2 separate regions of the Homo sapiens genome follow, and region 2 is linked to region 1. A link is a contact called in ENCODE Hi-C or POLR2A ChIA-PET data. All regions are on one chromosome and are shown on one strand. Each heading gives the region's core, a stretch centred on a gene start or an enhancer-like site at or near the end of the contact. The rest is flanking DNA. Distances are from core to core; before and after follow the strand shown. Region 1 holds the start of SMOC1 (SPARC related modular calcium binding 1). Region 2 overlaps SMOC1 (SPARC related modular calcium binding 1).

The links. A loop is a pair of places that touch in the nucleus more often than their neighbours do. ChIA-PET counts read pairs that join two places held with the same protein, here RNA polymerase II (POLR2A). Pooled maps may share reads with other maps.
Region 2: a map of posterior cingulate gyrus shows a loop between it and region 1 (2.0-fold over the local background). The contact joins the enhancer-like site here to the promoter of SMOC1 in region 1. A Hi-C loop is called at or near these places in 4 of 168 maps with a recorded cell type or tissue (Calu3, dorsolateral prefrontal cortex and posterior cingulate gyrus) and 3 of 50 pooled maps. POLR2A ChIA-PET finds 5 or more read pairs at or near these places in 2 of 52 experiments (AG04450 and HepG2).

Annotation. Positions count from the first base shown.
Region 1 is chr14:69,876,062-69,883,091 of GRCh38, forward strand. It overlaps SMOC1 (SPARC related modular calcium binding 1), which reads left to right and starts at 3,355. Exons shown (of 12, transcript NM_001034852.3): 1 at 3,355-3,716. The coding sequence starts at 3,618. RefSeq lists a silencer at 3,453-3,542.
Region 2 is chr14:69,949,131-69,956,160 of GRCh38, forward strand. SMOC1 (SPARC related modular calcium binding 1) reads left to right here. Exons shown (of 12, transcript NM_001034852.3): 2 at 3,008-3,173; 3 at 4,290-4,402. Among named protein-coding and RNA genes, the nearest start is that of SNORD169, 25 kb to the right of the region's middle. RefSeq lists an enhancer at 3,950-4,451. Within about 2 kb of position 4,524, at least 3 of the 41 ENCODE cell types and tissues checked have a DNase peak (open chromatin) inside an H3K27ac peak, as active enhancers do.

The sequences.
Region 1 (7,030 bases), core at 2,105-4,604:
TCCCAAGCAATTCTCCTGCATCAGCCTCCCGAGTAGCTGGGATTACAGGCATACACCACTGCACCCGGCTAATTTTTCTATTTTTAGTGGAGATGAGGTTTTGCCATGTTGGCCAGTCTGGTCTCAAACTCCTGGCCTCAAGTGATCTGCCCACATCGGACTGTCAAAGTGCTGGGATTACAGGGGTGAGCCACCGCGCCTGGCCAGAAACACAGATATATTTGAAACTGGCATTTCTAGTTAGTACTAAATATTTGAGGCCTTCAGACCTCAATCTGTGATATAAAGTATTAATTTTCATCTACTGAAATATCCCATTGCAAATAGAAGTCCCACAAGACAAGGAGTATGACTGAAACTGGACAAACCAGATGCCAAGATAGTCAGATTATTTTTGGACCATGAGTCTGGCCTCCAGGGAAAGAAGAAACTTGTCAATTTTACTTTTTTTGCTTGGATCAGAAGATTAAGCCTGGCAGAGAGATACTGTTTGGGACTAGTGGTTCTCTGGAATTCCTAACCTTCTCTGGGCTTGGGAGGAGTTGGGAGAAGAAAATGCATCATCTGAATGATGGCCATGGTTACAACAGGCCTCATATGCCAACCAGAGGGAAAGAAAATACTTGCTGAGCAGAGTAACTGGAAAGCAGTTGCTCATAGTTTGAACTAAACTACATGATTGAAATCCAGAATAATGTAGATTTTTGGACCAGTGAACACTTGGAAATAAGCTTTCTGGCTGGAAAGCAGCATTTGATGTTAGGGATGGAAAGGGCTATTGCAATGCTTTTTCCCTGGGCACTTTGTGCTGCCAGATACTCAGGGCCATCTGAAGCATATTTACTTACTCCAGCAGATTTCTCAATAGTTCCAGCAACAGGAAGGAGTTGACCAGCTTGATAGGTGAATGTAGCCAGGTGGTAGAGTCAGGAAAAGCCTGTCACACTGCTGAGCCCGATGGTAACAGTTCCATCCTGTTGAGCCCCTGGAGGGTGAACACTTAGGTGGACACATGGATATTGATGTCAGTGCTGCACAGGGCACGGTACTGGACAAGTGTCACAAGTCCAGCTGGGCAAACTCCAGGATGCCAGGTCACAAGGGCTGTTTCCAGGAAGGGCTGACCCCTGATGTTTACATCCTTTTCCTCTGAAGCTCAGTGGAGCTCACCAGTCTCAGTTCACCTTGTAGGCCACTGAAGAAATTCCCAATTAGCACAGAGGAACGTCCAACCCTATGGGATTTGAGACTGGAGATTGCAGCCATCACATGATGGAAGCAGAATTAGACTCCAAAAACCTTGCCTTGAGTCTCGGCGTCTCGGCTCTGTCATTTGCCAGCCAAATGAGGCCAGGCAAGTCACAATCTCATGGAGTATTCACTTATCTACCTGTAAAGTAGGAATGTCTGACCTATTTCAGAAGATTGTTCTGAGGATAAAATGAGATGAGGCATTTGTCCTGTCCTCTTCAAATGCCATATTGTGATACTTTTCACTTAATTATTTTAAGGGCTTTAAAGACTCCATCTCCTTTACTTTTGACAACATCTCATGGCAGGGGATACTATTTTTATCCCCATTTTACAGAGAGAAAAACGGGACCCTGGATGAGTCAAGTGACTTCTTCAAGCTTATACCACTAGGTGGCAGACTCAGGATTTGAACCCTGCTGTACAGCTCCAGAGTCTGTCTGACCAAAGCACTCATTCCCAGTGGAGGAAAAGATAGACCATTCTTTTAGAAGTGCGCTTCATTTTTGTTTGGAGAACCACAAGTACTTTGTTATTGTTCCAGCATCCAGTCTGAGCTTTCTTGTCAGAGGGCAATGGGGAGAGGGGAAGTCGTTTAAGCAGGGAATGGTGAGTTCCGGTTTGCTGCTTAAAAGGATCACTGGCTTCTAAATAGCGAATAGACACACTGGCTGCCGTGTGGAGGTTGGATGGGGCCAGTGTGGAGAGAGGGCAAAACTGAATTCAGGAGTCAGGTGCGAAGCTGTTTCATGGAATCCAGGAGAGAAGCCCTGAGGGAGCAGAGCTAATCTTAGGACCTCTCAGACCAGATAGGGAGGGGGAGTGTGGCACTGATGCTTACAATCAAATTATAGAAAAGAATCCCTCCCTGCGAAGTAGCCCATACTGATGGAAGTAAGCACTAAAGGTTGTTCTCCACATAAGGAGATCGCTCTGGGTTTCATTTTGCGCCCCCCCGCCCCCTTCCCTGTGATTTCCTGGAGATGTCAGTCTCACTGAAGGCAGCTGAGCACCTTGCTCTGTTGAGGAGCCGGTGTGATGCAGCTGTGACCATTCCCAAGATGGCCTTCCGGGGATGGCCCTGGGCAGAGCCCCCCAACATCTGACTGAAGCTCCGCTGAGCTGTCCTCTCCAAGAGGGTCGGGCACCCGGGAGAGATCTCCTCTCCTTGTTCTACCCCATCTCTGGGATCTCTGCATCCTCAGACTGCCGCCTCCTCATCTATACTTTTCCTCCTTGTCTCCCATCAGGGGACCAGGGCCTCTCTGCCCGCCTCTTCCAGAGCTGCTGGGCTATAGAGAGGCTGCCCCTTGCCCTCCAGTTCAGAGGGGGAAGCTAGGATGCCTGAGTTCCAATCCTGGATCATACGGACCATAGGGCTGGGAGATGTGTGTGTGTGTGTGTGTGTGTGTGTGTGTGTGTGTGTGTGTGTGTGTGTGTGTAGGGGGTTACCGTACCCAAGAGGCCCTCCCCAGCGGCCAATGCCCAGCACACGCTTCACCTTGTCCCTTGCGACTTCTCCCGGGGCAGCCGCTGTGAGACTCAGGATGTCACCTCCCAGGGAGAGTCTTTGAAAGAAGTGGATGCTCCCATTCCCCACTCCAACGCCACAGCCCACCCTGTGCGGGTCATCCAGCGACTTCCCAGTTACTCTTCCCAGATGCAGCAGGGAGGCAGATCTCTCGGCGCCTTCGTGTCACAGCATTCTCATCTGATAAATGGGGCTAGGAGTATTTTCCCTGCCTACTTCACCAGGATGTTGGGACAATCACGAGCTTGAGCTAAGAAATATACATGCTTAAGGCATTATTATTAGCCAGGTGAGCCTTCTGGTGGGTGCCGGCTGCTGGGGCTCTCTCAGGCTTCCTCGGGCAGGAGTGCCGGGAGAAAGTTACTCTTTATCCCACTCTCTCCCGGGGCCTACTCCCGCGGAGCTCCTCGGCGGGGGGTTGACCACGAGTGGCTCCTCTTGCCCCTCTCCCATTGGCTTTCACCTGCCAGAGGGTCGGCTTCAACAGGCCTCTTGGCCCGTCAATCAGGCCCGCCGTGCTCCGCCCCGCCCCTCCCGGGGGTTTATAACGGGAATTCCCATGGCCCGGGCTCAGGCGTCCAACCTGCTGCCGCCTGGGCCCCGCCGAGCGGAGCTAGCGCCGCGCGCAGAGCACACGCTCGCGCTCCAGCTCCCCTCCTGCGCGGTTCATGACTGTGTCCCCTGACCGCAGCCTCTGCGAGCCCCCGCCGCAGGACCACGGCCCGCTCCCCGCCGCCGCGAGGGCCCCGAGCGAAGGAAGGAAGGGAGGCGCGCTGTGCGCCCCGCGGAGCCCGCGAACCCCGCTCGCTGCCGGCTGCCCAGCCTGGCTGGCACCATGCTGCCCGCGCGCTGCGCCCGCCTGCTCACGCCCCACTTGCTGCTGGTGTTGGTGCAGCTGTCCCCTGCTCGCGGCCACCGCACCACAGGCCCCAGGGTAAGTGCGCCCCCAGCTTTGCGCCCACCTGCGGAGGGAGGGGAGGTTGCTTCCCCCCTCATCCCTGAGGGAAGGAGGAGGGGGAAGAGAGATGTCAGAGACCTGTTGTCCTCTGTCTACTACCAGGTCCCCTGCGGGCTTGGTGAAGTTGCTGAAATATTTTTTTTCTCCCATTGGAGCCACCACCACTCTCCCTTTCTTGACCCACCATCCCTCCCCTGTCCCCGAACTGTCACTGGTGGGTTTTCTTTCCCAATCTCTTCTCTCCTGCATTTTGCTCAAGACCCTCAGAGGTGCCTCCTGCGTCGGAGAGAAGCTCGCTCTCCGCTCATGCAGGGCTTCCCTGTGGTCTCACGCTGGCGCCCGGTCCAGCGCGCTGGAGTTGTTGGCAGGCGGCGGGGGTTGGGACGGGGGCGGGTGCAGCTCTGCCTGGAGAGTTTTAGGTTACCCGCGAGCCACACAAGGACCTTGTGTTGTTGTTTTAAAAAGCGATCACTGCTCGTAAAACCCACAGCAGATAATTTTAATGTCACCTCCTGCCGGGCAGGCACTGGAAGAGGGTCAGAGGTGGGGTACTGTAAAGAGGTGGGAGGGGAGAGTTGCGCAATGTTCAGGGGTCTCTCCCCCTGGGTTCAGTGCTGGGAGGTTGAATTACTCGTTGAACCTTGGTCTGATTGGAGTTTCTGAACGACATGAAACCTGCCAATTCTGTGCACAGGACAGATTGTCCAGGGCATTGTAAAATCTCCTGGAACCGACAGTATTGTGTTCATTTCTGGTCTAGATTATCCCCGCAACACCCCCCACCAATTGGTCTAATAAAGAATTTCACTGCCTTGAAACATGTACTATTAAACGACCTAGTGGTTCTTTTGACCAAACTTAATCCAGGCAATCTCTGGCCAAGCATCAGTTTATGTCAGGGCAATTGACTCTTAACTGGCAGCCTGAGAGTCCATGTGAAAGTAGCTAGGATCTTTGTGAAAACAAGGTTGGCTCAACCAACTCGTGCTTTCTTTCTTGAACATCCTTGGGCCTGGCCCTTTACCACCTGTTCAGATTGCAGGTTGTTTATTCATAGCTTTTACTATATGAGAATCATCTTTATAGCTGTCGTGTGGAGAAAAAGTCTTGCAATGCTTGACAAGTCTTAATGACTGCCCAGATGCTGGGTTGATTACATCCAAGCCCAGGTATCACTGTGAGATCAGATTTGCAGCCATTTAGGAAAGAAAAGTGTTTGTCCCCGTGTTGGGCCAGCCCTTGCTTTTATGACCAGATGTGCAACAGCAGCAGTTAAAGTGTGGCAGATTAGATCCAGGGCGTGTCATAAATCCTCGACAGCAGGCATTCCCAAAGCTGGGGCAAGTAAGGGCTCCAGGAGTGACTTTTATGGATGCAGATGAGGATGCCTTTTAAATGAAGCTGCTTGGTTTGATATTAGGACTCAGAGCTCTTAAACTCTGAGGTCAGGCGAGCCATGCGTTCCCTCCAATAATTAGGAACAGTCAAGACAGAGATGCAGACCAGAGCACCCCGACTGAAATCTGGATGGCCGCCCACAGGAGGGTCGAAAGGAGAGAGGCCCTGAGACAAATGGTGGGGGGCTCGTTTGTTTGCTGCTGGGCTTGTCTAGAGTCTCAAGCCATATGGCTCTCCTTCCTGGCCTCCTGGAATCAGAGGAAGCAACCTTTAGGGGAAAGCTAGGGACTTGAGGGGAAATCAGGCACCGTGGTTAGGTTCCTTCCAGCTCCTCTAGTTTATTAATTTGATAGAAGTGATGGAACGTAAGCAGGAATTGTAAATAGGCTGGTGTATGTCCAAGCTGCTTCACACTCTCTCTCTCCTTCTTTCTTTTTTTCCCTCTTTCTCTCTCTCACTCAAATACATACATGCACAAACACACACACACATGTGCACACACATCTTGGTGTGTTTAGAAAGTACCAAGGAGAAGGTGCTGTCTCGAGCATGTGGTTACCTGGTTGTGTTTATAGATAACAATAAGAGCTACCACTTATGAACATCTGGGCTGGGCACTTTACATGATCTCTTACTCGAACGAGAACAAGAAGTTGGGTCTTTTAAAAGCCATTTTACAGATGACAAAGTGAGACTCAGGGTGGCCAATCGACTTGCCTGAGCTTCCAGTTTATATGGATTGAAAAGTTGTGTGCTCTCCCCACCACCAGGCAGCTATAGTGAGTGTTCATCCGAGTGATGCTGTTTCTGTTAAAGAAAGAGATGGCTCGATGAGAAATACAGAACCCGGATACATCAGGGGAGTCTGCAGAGAAATTGTTAATATTTTTTTGGTGTCTGTATCACTTAAGGCAAATGACTGAATTTCAACCTATCCCCAAAGACTCCAGTTCTTTTCTATGGCTTATTGGGGGCCTCAAAAGTGTAGCTCTGGTTGTTGAGAGCGGCGTCATCCGAGGAGCAGAAACATCTGGCTTGTTGCATTATTCCCTGTGGGCGCTCCTAAGTCTCTTCTGTTAATCTTTTGAGTGACAGAGGCTTAAGGATTGGCATCTTTTCCAGCTGGCTTTCTAGGAAACCAAGAGCATGCCCTTTCAGTTTAACTTTATCTGGCTCACTAATTGAGCTCCCCCGAGGCCTAGACCCCAGTCCTCGCCCCCTTATTTGCTTCCTGCCTTCCTTCATAAAATTCTTGACATTTGTTTGACTCTGGAAACCAGCGGCTATCGAGTATCAGATTGGAGGCTATTATGTAGGAAGCACCTGATTTTGGGGTCTCTCAACTGTGAGTGGTTGCTTGGCTAGCTGGGACGTTGGTCAGGATTCTTTTAATCACTGAGGAGGCAGCCGTTTCTTTAATCCTGCACAATTTACTGAAAATGTTTCAGGGGAGGATGGGATGGGGGAGGGGCTCTCCCTGGCTGATGGTGTCTGGCCGATGGTCAAGCCAACTGCCTGTCTTTGTTAAATTCTGTGTCTCCCTTGAAGATGGAAAGCTGGGTGAAGGCAGGAACTGTTTCTGTCTTGTCCAGGGATTTATCTCCAGAGCTCAGCAAGGGGCCAGACACCTGTCAAGATTTACTTTGTTGGTACTGATGGAATGAACAAATAAATGCAGATAATGTGTGTTTGAGAGTGATTACAGGTTCCACTTTGACTGGAGGCAGGAACTAGATTTAAGAAGTGTGAGAAATAGGAGATGATGCGAAGATCAAGAGGTCTGAGTCAGAAATGGATTTTTATTTTTTAAATTTGACAGATAGCATTGTATGTATTTATTGTGCACAATATGATGTTTTGAAGTATATATACATTATGAAATAGTTAAATCT
Region 2 (7,030 bases), core at 3,274-5,773, 74 kb after region 1:
AGTTCTTGTTCTGAGGTGGAGTAAAGATGGCAGGCTCTGGGCCACCTCTGCCCACGTGCAATGCAGAAGTGGGATGGGAGAACATGGCTGAGGACGGCAAGGCTGTAAGCACAGGGGCATGAGGAGTGGCCCCAGCGATCCCTGGGGGTGGCAGGAGCCCGGAAAGCCAGGCCTGTGATGTCCCACTGGCAGGTGTTGAGGGAATGGCAGGCATGAGATGCTGCTACAGGGCTGCACTCCTCCCACACATGACGGAGGGCCCCAGGATTGTGCTAGATGCTCGGGGGAGGTGTTCACAGGCAAAGCAGACATCGTTCTCATCTTCATGGAGCTCAGAGCTGGGGATTCCACTGGTAACCAAATCATGCAAATGAATTCTTCATTACAAACTGTGTGAAGAGCCATGAAGGAAAAATGAAGTGTGAGAGAGTATTACAGGAGATTGTCCTCACCTGGGAGAGTCAGGGAGAACCTCCTGGAAGAGACCGCCTGAGCCAAAATCCGAAGCAGGGTGGGAGGGAATGGAGAAGGAACAGCGTGCCTGAAGGCCTGGAAGTAGCAGCAGAGGTAGCTCATTTGATAAATGGGAAGCAGGCCCGTGTGCCCCACCAGCAGGGAGCAAGGGGGAGCAGGGAAGAGAGAGCAAAGGGCCAGAGAGGGGCCCCCGGGTCTGATTCTCACCAGGCCGGGGAGACGATGTAAGGGTCCCCGAGCTCATGGGTTTAAAGCAGGGGCAACTCGAGGGGGGTTGAGGCTGGGGATCGTGTGCAGGGCTTGACTGAACAATGCTGTCCTCTCCCATTTCTCCCCGTCAGCTCACCCCTCTTCTGTGGGGCAGCCCTGGAGGCAGTGGGCTTCTCTGGAGATGATGATCTGAGTTATTTATTTTTGCCCCTGAGCACTGGACTCTATCAAATGCTGTGCTCATGAGACACTATCTGGATATTTCCCTTTGGGCCCTGGGCAAGATTCAGGTGTGACCTGTGAGTGCGTGGGAGCCCAAGGTGTCTGAAGAGAAAGCGCAATTTCACTGTCCATTTGGACAAGGCCTGTGCAGTGGTTTCAGCCCTCAGCTGCTCCATCCCTGTGCTGGGCAGCCAGCACCCAGGCATGAGGTCCAGTCCCAAGGAGGGACTGGTTTTATAGCTGGGATGTGGTCTGTGTATTTATGGACAGGTTCGGGCCCTCTTTGAGTTTGGCCAGTGTGGGGTGTGTATTTCCAGTACTCCCTTGAAGGGTGTGGTACTACCTCTGAAACTTTCTCTGCTGTTCTAGAAAAGGGTCAACAAGTTCTCATCTATTTGCTTCACACAAAGGGCCCACAAATACATTAGAGACAGAGCTTGTGTTCACACCTTCCCAAAACCTCTATGAGCTTGGTTTGATTACATAGTCAACTCTATGATTACCGATGGCCTGATTTGTGCTCATGACATTGCCATTCATTATTGTGGGACATTCATTCCCTCAACCCAATCTGATGAAGAGCCTCATTCTGTGTGCTCAGGACTCTGCTATATGGGAGTAGATAAGGGTGGACCCAGGTCTCAAGGCCTGTACAATCTAATCATGGGTTATGGAGCAGAAGCTCATGGATTGTAATAGCCCAATTATTGTTCTCCAACTGTATTCTGTTGTTGTTAACAGGGGGTTCCCTGATATAGGGGTTCATGGTTAAGTAACTGGAAGATGCTTCATTGTATATGCCCCTTGATCTGGTCGATTGTTGTGTAACAAACTACCACAAAACTTAACGGCTTAAAACAATTTATTATTATAATCTTTCTCAGTTCTGTGGGTTAACTGGGCTCAGCTGGGTGGTTCTGACTTTGGGGTCTCTCATGCAATTATTTATTTTCATCTCTCTGAGTTGCAATTAGATGACAGCTGGGACTAGACTCACCTGAAGGCTTCTTCACTCAGCATGTCTCTGTGCCTGGGTTGGTTGGGCATTTCTCTGTCTGCATGGTTTTGACATGGGTAAACTTGGGCTTCCTCATAATATGGTGGTCTCAGGGTTGTTAGGCTTCTTACACAGCAGCTGGTTTCCTCAAGAGTGATTATTACAAGAGGCCCAGGAAGGAGCTGCAAGGCTTCGTGTAACCTAACTTTGAAGTCCCCAGACACCACTCCCATAGTATTTTCTTGGTCAAGCAAGTTTCTGAGGCCAGTCCAGATTCAAGGGAGAGGAAATTAGACTCCATAGCTCAATGAGAGGAGTAGCAAATAATTTGTAGCTGTCTTTAATTTACTATGCGTCTTGGAGGTTCACAATGCATAAGAATGTATCAGAGTCATCTGAGAAGCCCTTCACCAAGAAAATCTGCTTAACTCAGCATTTTCCAAGCTGATTATTGTTGTTATTTTAAAAATCAGGAAATCTGTTTCTCACAGAAAATTATTTAACTTCTGTATTCTGCCAGAGAGAGGTGGGCAAAAATTGGAGGGATGATAGATTTGGAGCTCACTACGATCTAATAAATAAAACTTTCCCGAGATGGAATTTGGAGATTTATGGTATATTCCTGATTTGAGGATACACCCAAATAGAGGCTGCATGGCCATCTGCATGGATGAAGAGGCTGGACATCCTAGAGGATAAAGCTTTGATTTTACTTCTGACAGATTTAGGTTCTAATTCAGCCTCCACTGCTTATAGCTATGTGACACTGGGCAAGTTACGTCTCTGGGCTTCAGTTTCCTTGTCTACAGAATAGAGTTTCTATTTCATAGGGTTGTTGTGAGGACTGAGATCCTGGATGTGAATTACTTGGCACAATGCCTGTTAATGGTCAGTAATTGTTAGACATTATTGTTCTTATGATGCATAGAGGATGCCTTCCTTGGTTAGACTTTGTGGCTGCTCCGTTCCCTTCACCTTTAGGGTTTTATTTGGGTTTATTAGGGACTTACTTTCTAAAGGCAAACAAGTACTGTAAGTCATGGACTCGCCCCTACTTTTCTTGCAAAAGTAACCTCTGTACCCTTTCACTTTTTTCCAACCTAGTTTCTAATAAGTGACCGTGACCCACAGTGCAACCTCCACTGCTCCAGGACTCAACCCAAACCCATCTGTGCCTCTGATGGCAGGTCCTACGAGTCCATGTGTGAGTACCAGCGAGCCAAGTGCCGAGACCCGACCCTGGGCGTGGTGCATCGAGGTAGATGCAAAGGTGAGTGTGTGCACCCCTGCCCAGCCAAGGAGAGGTTCCTGGGCACCCCAGCTCCCTCACTATGCATTTGCAACAGGGAAGCTTGGAGTAAGTCTGTCCACTCACTTTGCTTTCCTATCTCTCCACCCCTTCCACCAGGGCCAAGGGAAGAAAGCCTGGTCTACCTGAAGGAATGAGCATTTTTCTATCTTTCAAACACTGCCCCCAGGCTAGGGCTTAAAGAGATGTGCTGCTATCTGGCCAGCGCTTTCCTTTTTCTTTTTATGGAGATGCTTAAAACCGCAAGACATTATTGCTGGCTCCTGAATAGTGATTCCAAATTGTTGGCCAACAGATGTGTTTTGTTTGGTCTGTTTGCCTGTTTAAAAACAGCAAAAAACATTTGGGATAACATTTAAAAATTGGGAGATTCAAAGAAAAAAAATCTGGCTTTTTGTCCTTCTTTTCCAAAATTGGAAGGTCTGGTAACATTAGGTCTGTGTTCCTACAAAGCAACACATGGCTAGACCTGCATAACAGCTACCGCTTTAAAGGGGAGCCTGTTGTCCAGTTTGCCACAGTCTTACAGCACTCCCTATAGTCTCTCAGAACTGAATGTCATTCCTCTCATATCCGGCTGGTTTCTCTAATTTATATCTTTTTCCTGAGTCCTGTACGTATTTGAATTTGTGACCCCGGACTGCTTAGAGCCATCACAGGAATTGTAGGTGGCTAAGCAGGCTGCGCTAGAGCCTCTGATTTTCTAAAGAAAATGGTTGCAATTCTTGAACCATAAGACATGGTTGAGCCCCTGTTAGGCTTACCACTTTTAGAATAAACCCAGTGAAAAATCATGGAACTAAAACATTTTTTTTTCTATGGGGCCAGGGTAGAGGTACTTGGGAGAAAAGACAGGCAGAACTTGGGATAAACACGAATCCTCTGCTTTTCTATGAATGACATACGGGGAAGGGGGGCTGTGCAGCAGTTACTAGCCACGGCCCTTTTAGGGTTGGACAAGCCAGTTAGTTGTGTGTGGGCTCCCGCACAGGTGGAGTGGTTTTCTCAGCCATTTTGTCCCTCGGCCCCAGTGTCGAATCCAAGTGAAATATGAAATCTGCTCCTCTCCTCTTTCAGATGCTGGCCAGAGCAAGTGTCGCCTGGAGCGGGCTCAAGCCCTGGAGCAAGCCAAGAAGCCTCAGGAAGCTGTGTTTGTCCCAGAGTGTGGCGAGGATGGCTCCTTTACCCAGGTGAGGCCTCGGACAATCCTCTTGGGCTCTTTCCTGGACCGAGGCAGAGGGGAGGTGTCCCGAGAGCGCGAGGGCTGCTTGGCGCCTTCACTTTCTGGGAAACAGTTGAGTGAGTGGCTCTTCAACTCCCCTCTGTGCTGCCTTCCCCCTCTCTGGCCCTCCCCGTCCCTCCATGCCACCTCTTGCCAACTGGCAGTAGGTCCTGAAAAGACGCATGGAAGCCCAAGCCAGGAAACTGGCATTGCTTGGTCCCCATCCTCCCTGCCGTCTGTCTCCTTGGAGGGCCAGACCTGTGCTTTTCTCTTCTGTTAAATGTGAGCTGATTATTTTTCTTATTCCTGCCAGTTTCCATGGGCAACCCTGGTATTCCCTTCCCTGTTTTTTGCTACCCCCTGCCCTCCCTGCTTTCTATCCCCAGTCCTTGAACGAAGCAGAGCCCTCTTTGAGCACAAAGTGTACTATGGTTCTTGGAGTGTGTGAGTGTGTGTGTGTGTATACACATACAGGTATGCATATACTCAGATTTTAAAACCTAAGTCAGGCAGTCCTACCTCTCATCTTGCATGATCTTCTGGTTAGTGCATTGTCAAAGTAATGCTGACTGTGTTGATCTTGGCACAGACTATTTCTTTTTTCTTCTCTTTTTTTGGAGACAGGGTCTCAATCTGTTGCAGACTGGGTCTCACTCCAGGCTGGAGAGCAGTGGCACAATCATAGCTCATTGCAGCCTTGAACTCCTGGGATCAAGCAATCCTTCCACCCACACCTCCTGAATAGCTGGGACTGTAGGCACATGCCACCACACCCAGCTTATTTTTTAGAGACAGGATCTTGCTATGTTGCCCAGACTGGTCTCAAAGTCCTGGCCTCAAGTGATCCTCCCACCTCAGCCTCCAAAAGTGCTAGGATTATAGTGTGAACCATCACACCTGGCCTTGGCACAGACTATTTCTAAAACACAGGCAATGGTGGGACAGAAAGGTGCTTCTCAGGAAAGCTTCTGGGCTGCTTCCTCCTATGCAGGGGCTTGTGGCTGAGGTGGGAGGCAGCCTGGGCGGTGGGCAGCTTCTGTGAGAGTCAGATATGATGCCAGCTGAGTGAAGGTGCTGTCCTGATGAAAGTGTGGAAGGTCACTGGACAAGGATGAGCTTAGCCAAGTGGTTGGGAATGGTCCTGGCACCTGCAATTTCTTTGTCCAATCAAACAACATTTGGGGGAATCCTGTTGTCTTAGAGCCGGGGCAGAGGCTTCAGGGGTTTAAAAGTTCCCCTGTAATTCTCGATCAATGTGGCAAAGGGTATATAGGCTGGTCTTTGGTCTGAGGGGCTTCAGGTATCATTTCCAGGTGGGACACAGTGGATTACTGATTTGAGACTAACTTTCTGTTGAGGTAGAAATGTAGAGGGATGAGGAGGTTGAGGATTGGATATCAGCATTTTAAAAGTTTTCTGGTTGATTCAAATGGGCAGCCAGGCTTGATAGTCACTGGGTTAAACTGACGTTTGTTGCCGACCCTGGGAGAGGTGCTTTTAATTCATTTTGTCATTTAAGCCTCACCACAAGCCTGTGAGGTAGGTGTCATTATCCCCATTTATAGATGATGCAACAGGTGTGGGATGTGGAGTGGCAGAGCTGGGGTTCAGACTCACAAATCCCTAAGTCCAGAGCCCTCAGAAGCCCTCCATACTCTGTTGGCTCTCTGAGCTGGCAGCTTTAAAGGAGGCTCTGAGGTGTGTTCTGGAAGGAGGCAGTCTGGTGGTCTGGTTAGAGTGCTGCTCCTGGAGCCGGACACCTGGGCACGAAGCTCAGCCCCCACCCCTCAGGTAAGTCCCCGAGCTTCTCTGGGGTCAGAATTTCCTTATCTGAAAAGTGGAGATTGATTATTATGATTGCTTATCTGTTGTTATTCACTATTATTGTATGTAATAATAATTGTTATATATTATATATTCCTATAATTAGTATTGTTAATGATCATTATTATAGCTTCCCTCATTAGGTTGTGATGAAGATAAAATCAGTTAACACACATGAAACACTTGGAACTCATAAATAATATATAAATTTTTGTCATTATCATCATGATTATTCCCATCTCTACTGTAGTTCTACTACTGAAATCTTTCTATCATGTCGATACCACTATACCGCTTAAGAAAAAAAAACCCACCAAACCTTTTGTTGAAAATCCCCAAGTTGGAAAATGGATGAACTCTTCCATCAATTTTTTAAAAACTGTTTATTCTGGTAAAAAGAATGTGGGTGATCTTTGTATATATTTAAAACTGCATTGCAAAGAATTCATGTCTGTGGGGAGGAATCAGACTTCTCTCAGATTAGTTTGGGGCTGAGACAGGGTGAAGGTAAAGGAGGAGAGTGGAGTTTGTGGCCATCGGCTTTTTCTTTCTCCAGGCTTGTGTGATCCTGGGTGTGTTGGTTATAGGAATGGCTGACCCCTGCCCTCCTGATTCTGAAGTGTTGGCTACCTCGTGACAGACAGCCCACTGGCCAGCTTTTGTTTTGGTGAGGCCAGGCCAGACCAGGTGGTGTTTACTGAGGGAAAGGAACTTCCAGATTAGTCCAGGCTAAATTGCTAAACGAGAGAGTCCCTGAAGTTCAGCAAGAGTT